2 separate regions of the Homo sapiens genome follow, and region 1 is linked to region 2. Evidence: read pairs that join two places in POLR2A ChIA-PET (ENCODE). Cell type or tissue: GM12878. All regions are shown on one strand. Region 1 overlaps ARHGAP35 (Rho GTPase activating protein 35). Region 2 holds the start of LOC124904791 (translation initiation factor IF-2-like).

Region 1 (5,000 bases), 100 kb after region 2:
TTCTCAACTTTCAACTGGTTTCAGCTGACCCTCTGAATGTGGGATAATATTTGCTTGATAGGGCAGTTTCAGTTCAGCAGAAGGGCTGGTGTGGCTCATTGGAGCTTATGGAAGGGGGTTCTACCAGGGTAATAAGGTCAATATGTGAATCCTTTGATAAAAAAGAAATGGGCACAAGCCAACATGGACCCAGAGAGAGAATAAAAGTCTTAAAAACTTGCAGAAATGAACAGTCCTGGTAGGTCTTTGGTAGCCTGTCCAAATACAGAGCATGGATCTAAAGTGATTTCTTTCCCTTCATATGTTTATTCAGTTATCATAGTACTACCTTTTGATAGCCTTCCCCTATATTTTGTGACAATTACTTTATCAAATATTCAGTTCTTAAAATTGAGTCTTTTTAGGCCAGGCGCGGTGGCTCACGCCTGTAATCCCAGCGCTTTGGGAGGCCGAGGCGGGCGGATCACCTGAGGTCAGGAGTTTGAGACCAGCCTGGCCAACATGGTGAAACCCCGTCTCTACTAAAAATACAAAAATTAGCCGGGCGTGGTGACAGGTGCCTGTAATCCCAGCTACTCAGGAGGCTGAAGCAGGAGAATCGCTGGAACCCAGGAGGCAGAGGTTGCAGTGAGCCGAGATTGCGCCATTGCACTCCAGCCTGGAGGACAAGAGCGAGACTTCATCTCAAAAAAAAAGAGTCTTTTCTAAGATTTCTTTTGTTTTACTGATTTTACTTTCTTGTTTTTATACCAAAATCATGTTTCCTAAATTTTTACTCTCAAAAGTGCTTTAATAGCTGGTAAAATTCAACTTTTTCTCTGGGTCTTTTTCTTGGGTTTTTTGTTTGTTTGTTTGTTTGTTTGTTTGTTTGTTTTGAGACAGGGTCTCACTTTGTCACCTAGGCTGGTGTGCCGTGGCACAGTCATGGCTCATTGCAGCCTCGATCTCCCAGGCTCAAGTAATCCTCCCACCTCAGCCTCCCAAGTAGCTGGAACTTCAGGTGCACACCACCATGCTCAGCTAATTCTTGTATTTTTTGTAGAGATGGGGTTTCGCCATGTTGCCCAGGCTGATCTCCAACTCCTGCGCTCAAGTGACTCTCCTGCCTCAGCCTCCCAAAGTGCTGGGATTACAGGCGTGAACTGCTGCACTCGGCCTGGATTAATCTTTTTCAACTCCATGTTTCATTCCCATAATTGCTGTCTTTGCCAGAATATTCTTTAGCCTCACAATGTTTAGTTTTTACAATCCTAAAAGAATAATTGAACACCTGTTATGTGTCAGTTCCATTAGATGCTGGAGGCTAAAATATGAATAAGATAGTTCATATTGCCCCCTAGAAGGACTCTTAGTCTTCTCTGGTCAAAACCAAGTCAATAAAGGAAGTATTAGTTGGAAACCCTCAGTCTCCCCAGCCTCAATACCTAGCTTCACTTGTACATCCAGCAGCCCCTGGGGTCTACTTTGCAACCTTCCAGTTTGCCATATGTGATATTTTCTATTGGATCTTTTAAAGATATTTTTGGTATTTTTTTCTTTCTTTGCAAAATATTTATACGATTTTTGGTATTATTTTATTTAGTGCATTTTAACCATTCCATTGAGATTTTTATTTTATTTATATACAAAATGCAATTGAGGCCAGGCGCAGTGGCTCATGCCTGTAATCCCAACACTTTGGGAAGCTGAAGCAGGAGGATTGCTTGAACCCAGGAATTCAAGACCAGCCCCAGCAACATATCGAGACTCTGTCTCTACAAAAAATTAGAAAATTAATCAGGTGTGCTGGTGCATACCTGTAGTCCTGGCTGATTGGGAGACTGAGGCAGGAGAATCACTTGAGCGTGGGAGGTTGAAGCCATGGTGAGCCATGGTTGCACCACTGTACTCCAGCCTGAGTAACAAAGCAAGACCCTGTCCCCCACCCCCAAAAAATGCAATTGAACATCTTTGTAATGTATGGTCCTTCATTTCAAAGTCATGACACCTCTCTGCTTTTTTTCCTCTTCTCTTTTTTCTTGTGTAGTCATTACAGTTGTTTGTCTTACTTTCTAGGGTTGATGGGATGGAGTGAGTGTAATAAGTTAGTCTATAATAATATTTCTGGCCTATCAAGTACAAGGCATTTTTGAAGCCAAGAAGATCCTGAGGAAGCCTGAGGCCAGCCCCCATTGGAGATGACTACACACATCAAAGAGAAAATTAATATCTCTCCACAGTCAGTTTGCCCAGTGCCCATGAGGCTGCAGGGGTTAGTGCTGCAGAAGTCAGGGAGCTTGCTTGCTTGGAGTCTGGGATGGAGGCTTGTCCTTAAAGATACACTGGATTCTCTAACAGGATGGGAGGAATAGTCTAGGTGTGGAAAGTCAACTGAATGAGAGTCAGGTGTAGAGGTGAGAGGCCGTGCTGACCACGTAGCCATATTGCCCTAAAATCCTTTGAACGTCAGCCTCCAGCAATTGGACTTGGCCTGGGCTTTTCAGATTTTTTTTTTTTTTCTCAGATCCCTAGAATTGTAAGGGAGTCCTTCTGCATGGGGACGGGAAAGGTCAGGCCACCAGGACTCTGGATCCTTCAGCCTTAAGGTTCAGTTTAAGATTTCATTTGGAAGAAGGATTTTCTCACTCCTGAGAAAGCTTGTCAGCCCTCACCGTTACCATTTGCGGGAAGGTAGGGTTTGAAGGTTTTCATCCCAGAGAATCTGCTGACCTGAGTCAACAGCATGTCCTCCATGGGGAGGGGGTCTCTCCCTTGTTACCTTCCCACACCAGTCAACCTCATCAGTCAGTCCCATTGTTTTTACCACCTAAGCGTGTTTTCAGCCTGGCCCCTGCCCCTGCGTTTAGTCTCTCACCCTCTTCTTGGTTTACTGTGGTAGCCTCTTTGTAATTGACCTTCCTGTTTCTGGTCTCATGTCCTTTCAGTCCCTTATGCACACTGCTGCAAATATCTTTCCAAAATAAATGGGATCACTTCATCTTCACCTGCTTAAAACTCATCAGTGGTTCTGTATCACTCTAGGATGAAGTTTCATCCTACTACTTACCAGCAGGATGTGGTCCCTGCCCACTGTCTAGCTCTGCCTCTTGCCATTTCCTTCATTCACTCTAAACTTCAGCCCACAGATTAAAACTACGCACAGTTCCTTAAGCTGCCATTATATTTCTCACCCGCACTGCCTTTCCTTGCTGTTCCACTTCGAGACTCCCTCCCAGAGTCCTTCTCTGATCTGCTCTGTGAGCCAGGGCTCCCTGCCGTGTCTGTCACGCCCGGAGTCCTTCTCTGACCTGCTCTGTGAGCCAGGGCTCCCTGCCATGTCTGTCACGCCCTGTGCTTTCCCAGTGAACACGTAGCACACTGTACTCTGATTGTCTTCCTTCCTCAATGGATCCTAAGTTCCTTGAGGGAAGGGACCGGGTCATCTTCATTGTCTCCTCCAAGCCAAGCATACAGGGCTCTAGTAAATGATGATGAATGACTGAATGGCACAGAAACACTCCAGAGACCTCTCCCCTCAAAAGCTTCATTCAGTGGTGGAAACGTGGAATTGTATACATAGAAAGGGAGGAGGAAGAAGATTCATATAACACTAAGGTCTTGAGCAAGGTGGCAGTATCTGGGCAGGAGCAAATGCCCAGTGTTTAGTGTAGGGGCACAGCATGTGTGTTGCTGATAGGGCATGCGTGTGAAACATTTAGGTGGGATATCTAAATAAATGGGCTTGGACAGAAGGAGCTGTGGGTCAGCAGAGCAGGAGGGAAGAAAGCAAGGGAATCCACCGGCAAGGCTAATGGGAAGCCTGCTGTCCCTCGGCTGGAGGCCAGCCACAAAGTGTCACACACATCCTTCCTGAGTTTGGGGAAATATCTGTAGGTCACTTCAGAATTTGGGTTCAAAATAATATGGAGGCCACATTATTCATAATAGCCCCAAAATGGTAAGAACCCAAATATCCCACTGATGAGTGAATGGATAACGAGATATAATATATTCATACAGTAGAATATTATTCGGCCGTAAAAAGGAACAAAGTAGTGACGTGCTACAGATGGATGAACCTTGAAAACATTACGCTAAGTGAGGTAAACTAGTCACACAAGATCACATGGCCCATGATCTCATTTACACAGAATTATCTAGAATAGGCTAATCTATAAAGATAGAAAGTAGATTAGTGGGCCGGGTGCAGTGGCTCACACCTGTAATCCCAGCACTTTGGGAGGCCAAGGCAGGCAGATCATCTCAGGTCGGGAGTTCAAGACCATCCTGGCCAACATGATGAAACCCTGTCTCTACTAAAAATACAAAAATTAGCCGGGCGTAGTGGTGTGTGCCTGTAATCCCAGCTATTCAGGAGACTGAGGCGGAAGAATCTCTTGAACCTGGAAGGCAGAGGTTGCAGTGAGCCAAGGTTGCACCACTGCACTCCAGCCTGGGCCAGAGAGCAGGACTGTCTCAAAAAAAAAATAGAAAGAAGTAGATGAGTGGTTGCCAGGGGCTGCGAGAAGGGAGAAATTTGGAGTGGCTGCTCATGGATACAGTTTTTTGGGTGTTGATGACAGTGCTCTAAAATTGTGGTGATACTTGTGCAACTCTGAATGTGCTCACAGCCATCGAATTGGACACTCTCACAGTGGGTGAATTGTATGTTGTGTGAATTATATCTCAATAAAACGGTTGTGAAATAATAATCATAATAAACGGAGGATAGGTGGATAGATGTTTTACTCCAGGTTTGCTACTTAAAATTTTTCACTGAGTCTGCAGTGGCCTGTGTTCTTTTTGAGGTGGGTCCTTGGAGAAGAGACCTGCTCTGACAAAGCTTCCTCACTGCCTGGTGGTTTCTCCTGTCTGGCACATACACTCTGTCGGACTGCTTGAGGCACTGCTCCACTCTCAGGAGCAACCAGGGATGGGAGACAGCACTAGTGTCTTCGGTGAACGTCTGCATCCAGCCCGCGTGAGCTGCGACACACAGACCCTTAGAGAGCACTTGCCTC
Region 2 (5,000 bases):
TTAGAAATAATTCTGTGTGGACACATTTGAAATAAAAACATTCACTGTCATCTACAGAGTTGGACCATTCACTCATCAAATATTAGGGCATTTGTATATGAGACAGTGAAGAGGGCTGATAGTAGATTTGTATGGTCCCTTGAACTTTTTAAAATTTTCTGACAGAATCTGGTAATTTTAATAATCTATGTATGGCATGGGTTTTCACCATTATTGACTTAAAGATTTTTGGTTCATTTCCGTTGGTAAATTTTTAGCCTTGTGTGTCATGATTAATTTTCTGAATTTATCTTAGAGTTTGTGTTACCCATGTTGGTGTCAATAGTTGTTTTGTTTTTTATTAATATGGAAGTGACAGATAATTAAGAATAAAAACAACTGTGTATGCAGTACTGCTTAAATGTGTGTCCCAGAGTTTTAATATCATTGGCAGCATGAAAAGTTCCTGCATGCCAAAAGCCTAAGTTTACATAATAGGGAGAGAGGACACACAGAATAGAGAGCTGATTTTTCCACCTTAACTGGTAACCGATGTTCTTAAAGACTGTCAGATTTCTCTGAGGCTAGCAGAGGCCCTAACTCCAGCATTGCCATTTGCTTTCATGATGGGATTGGGTGCTACAGAAATGTGAGGTGGTAGCCTTGGCCTTCTGGCACAGTTAATATGCCATTTGGAGTGGGGGGACTGGAGCAGGAGATGGCGGTAGACAACTGCTTTCAAGGTAGTAACATGTTTTCAAGGGCTCTTGCCCTGCCTAGAAAATCTTTGTAAAGACTTAAAAACTAATCTGATCAAAGTTCCTCATTTAAGTTATCATCTTGTTTTCAACTAACCTCTTTTTGGCCATGCTCCCCACCCGCCCTTTTACCTGCCCGCCATTTTCCTTGGCATGATGAAGGTCGATGCATTTAGAACAGTGACAAATCAGAAAATACTCATTCTTATTGATCCAGAAGAGAAGAAGTTGAAAGAAGTTGTCGGTGTGCAGATTCATGGGCAGATCCATGGACCTGATGGTGACTTTTGGCAAAGGACACAGCCTGGGAAGGGTGGGGGTTGCACAGGTGACAGTAAACCATAGCCTAATAGATGTTTGGTGAGTCTGCATGTGAGGAGGTGAGGCGTCAGGTCAATATAGTTGGAGATTGAAAAGGTCGGAGTGGTTGTTCGTCTCCATCTAGTCTGGTCTGCTTCCCAACTTTGGTCCACTGTGGTCTCCTGAGAGGTGTTAGGCCGCTTGCAGCGTCTTCCTGTGATCTGCTGTGACTTTTGTCGGTCACCACCTGGCAGTCTAAACAATGTCTTGATTTACACAGTAATCGTGACTTTTTTTGAGATGGAGTTTCCCTCCTGTTGCCCAGGCTGGAGTGCAATGGCGCAATCTCAGCTCACCACAACCTCTGCCTCCTGGGTTCAAGCGATTCTTCTGTGTCAGCCTCCCGAGTAGCTGGGATTACAGGCATGCACCACCACGCCAGGTTAATTTTTGTATTTTTAGTAGAGATGGGGTTTCACCATGTTGGCCAGGCTGGTCTTGAACTCCTGACCTCAAGTGATCCACCTGCCTCGGCCTCCCAAAATGCAGAGATTACAGGCACGAGCTACTGCGCCTGGCCTGTTTTTCCCTTTTTTAAAAAATCTTTTGTTATTCATCACAGCACTATCCATGATGTCCAGTTGGTAAGATTTCTTTTTCACGATCTGTAAAATAGGTAAAATTGAGATTCTTTGCATGAAGAGAGAAGGTGACTAGCACAAATACCTCCTTTGACGCCTTGCGTTCATTGGAACTCAGTGGGAAAATCAGCGCGTAGTCTAGCCTCCTCATTTACAGATGGAGGAATGGAAGGCTGGCATAGGGCATTGTGACAGGCTTCCTGCCACAGCAGAAAAGTACTGGATTTATATAAGGGCAGTGACCTGGCTTCTGATCTAGGCCTTGTCCTAATTAGCTGGGACCTTGAACAAATTGCTTGACCTCTCTGGGCTTCACCTTCCTAGTCTGAAGCCTGGAGTGCTGTCCAGGTCTGATTGTAGATTCTTGTTGTCCTGGGTCACTTACCAAGTTAGAGTTGGAGCTTAGGACTAAGCTCCTGTTGCTACTCTTTGATTCCTCTCTCACCTGCCAATCCCCAACTGCCTGTCATCAAGTCCCGTAACCCAGAGTCTGTGTAGGGGGCTCTTTCCCTGGGAGATGCAGTAAAATGAACTGGATTACCTTTGTTGTATACTTTTTCAGATATAAAATAAACACTGCCTGTTTTTCAACCATTCACATGGAGATTACTTTATAATTTAGGGGGATGGGGTTATCCAGATTATATTAGCTACATAACTAAAACCATATACCTCTTTTAAAAACGATATGGAATTTTTCAAGCTGAGTCATTGTTGACCTAGGCTCTCAAACAGCAATGGTCTGAACAGCACTTGTATTGCTGGCATTAAGAAATGCAAACAAATAATTCGTGTTCATCTTCCCAAAACTTTTGATCCAGTGCTTTATCAGGCTTCATCTATAAAGAATTCTTGAAGATAACTTTTGGCATCTGTCAATCTAATTTTCATTTATTTGCTTCTCTGATACTGAGAAATGCCATTAAGTTGATATATTAGCAGAGAACCAGATACTTTCAGCCATGAAGTATCATTACAGGAAAGTAATATTTATTTTAGTTGAAAATAGCCAGACTTGCCTATCTCTCTCATCTTCCTTTATTGAAACGAACATTTTCTTTTTATGTACTTTGCAGCAGTTGTGACTGTTGTATTATAGATCTGCAGGTATTTCCTGCCTCTTTTGCTCTCCTGATATCTCTGCATTCTTACTTGGATGATGCCCTCGTCCTGGCCACTGTAGTAAACTGGTAATTGCATTTGGACAATTGAGAGGCGGCTTCCTATGATGTAAAGAACATTGAAGAAACCTGGGTCCTAGCCCTAGCCCTGTCATTTACTAGCTTTGTGACTAGCCAAATCATTTTCATTTCTCTGGACTACAGTTCCTTCATTTGAAAAATGAAGGGATTATACTAGTTGGTTCCCATTCTGCCTTATTTTGTGGCTAATAATACTTGATTGTCATCTCTCTCTCTAGATAGACAGTAAACTCCTGAGGATGAGGAGCCTCTTATATTATCTTTGATTTCCTATCACACCTAGCAAAAATACCTTGTACTTGGTAGGCCCCCATTGTGTCCATGTTGACAGAAGATAAACAGGTGCTAAAGTTTTTTGTTGTTGTTGTTGTTGTTTTTTTTTTGGAGATGTTTGTACCAACTGTAATGGCCATTTGCAGGCTTTAAATGCTTAGAGGGCATGCTCTCCTGGTCAGCCTTTTTTTAAATTTTTTCTTTTTTTGAGACAGAGTCTCGCTCTATCGCCCAGGCTGGAGTGCAGTGGCGAGATCTCAGCTCACTACAAAGTCCGCCTCCTGGATTCCAGCGATTCTTGTGCCTCAGCCTCCCAAGTAGCTGGGATTACAGGCGCACGCCCACCATGCCCATCTAGTTTTTATATTTTTAGTAGAGACGGGGTTTTGCCATGTTGGCCAGCCTGGTCTCGAACTCCTGACCTCAGGTGATCCACCTGCCTCAGCCTCCCAAAGTGCTGGGATTACAGGTGTGAGCTACCGCGCCTGGCTCTGGCCCAGTATACTTTAATCTGCATACTTGCTGCATTGTAAATTTCTTGATCATGATGACACAGTTAATAAGTAGTAAGTCAGTGTGAAGAATCCAGATCTGTCTGATTTCAAAATTTGTTTATTTTATTAGGCTACACTGCCTCTCTGGGTATAAGAATAAGCATAGTTCATCACCTTAAGGAATTTATGGTCAATTGTAAACAATTAACTATATAGGGTGAAGGGAAGTAAATGTTGAATAGACTATTCTGATTAATGTCTGGCTCCTTGGGATGTGATCCTGTATTAATAGTCTTGAAGACTTTCATATTCAGAGATTTGAGCACACAGTAGGTTCCATATCACAGTATTTTGAAAAGAATGTACACCACAAGTACCAGCTTGCCTTTTTAGCCAGCATATTTGGAAAAGTTGAGCATTTTATGTCTGACCTGAATTCAAACACAGGTGTAACAAAACTGTGTAAGTAAACTAGTCTAACAGGAAGAAGGTAGAGATGTTTGGTCATGTAATGACTCCTTAAATCTACATTTTTTTCAGCAAGTAGAAAAGTATTTGGGTAGCTACAAATGGAGAGATTTTTCTTTAGGCAACTAAAAATATATACATAGAATATATACAACTACAATTTGCCAATTTACAATTAAAAAATAAAAATTAAAAGAAACATACAGATAGAAATACATCTTTCCTCTTGAGTTATTTAGGTGGAGCTCACCGTGATTTTTTTTTTTTTTTTTTTTTTTTTTTTTGGTGACGTAGTCTTGCTCTGTCACTCAGGCTGGAGCACAGTGGTACCATCTCAGCTCACTACAACCTTCACCTTCCAGGTTCAAGCGATTCTCCTGCTTCAGCCTCCGAAGTAGCTGGGATTACAGGCACTTGCCACCACGCCTGGCTAGTTTTTTTGTATTTTTAGCAGAGTCGGGTTTCACCATGTTGGCCAGGCTGGTCTTGAACTCCTGACCTCATGTGATCCACCTGCCTTGGCCTCCCAGAGTGCTGGGATTACAGGCCTGAGACTCCACATCTGGACATGATACTTTATTTAGTAACTTTTTGCATTTTAAAAAAATGTTAGTCTAAAAGTATGCTGGTTAGTTACAGCTAATAGCCTCCTGAGGTGTATATATATAGTTGGCCAGGCGTGGTGGCTCACGCCTGTAATCCCAGCACTTTGGAAGGCCAAGGTGGGCAGATCACCTAAACGCCTAACCCCCAGAGGTAAAGGCTGCAGTGAGCCATGATCGCATCACTGCAGTCCTGCCTGGGTGATGGAGTGAGACCTTGTCTCAAGAAAAAAAATTGTGTGTGTGTGTGTGTGTGTGTGTGTGTGTGTATTTGCATTGTGTG

The links. ChIA-PET counts read pairs that join two places held together with the same protein. Peaks named below come from ENCODE experiments on the same cell type or tissue, not always from the same donor. Only the 100,000 strongest peaks of a DNase experiment are listed, where the experiment ranks them.
Region 1: POLR2A ChIA-PET joins it to region 2 with 6 read pairs; 21 of 35 experiments call an interaction of 5 or more read pairs at or near these places.

Annotation. Positions count from the first base shown.
Region 1 is chr19:46,964,628-46,969,627 of GRCh38, forward strand. The region is part of intron 3 of ARHGAP35 (Rho GTPase activating protein 35); the gene reads left to right. Among named protein-coding and RNA genes, the nearest start is that of NPAS1, 53 kb to the right of the region's middle. In GM12878, no CTCF peak of the experiment used is centred here; no DNase peak of the experiment used is centred here.
Region 2 is chr19:46,864,524-46,869,523 of GRCh38, forward strand. All of the region lies in intron 1 of ARHGAP35 (Rho GTPase activating protein 35), which reads left to right. It overlaps LOC124904791 (translation initiation factor IF-2-like), which reads right to left and starts at 1,007. Exons shown (of 4, transcript XM_047439803.1): 1 at 870-1,007. The coding sequence starts at 1,007. In GM12878, no CTCF peak of the experiment used is centred here; no DNase peak of the experiment used is centred here; H3K4me3 peaks cover 1,531 bases.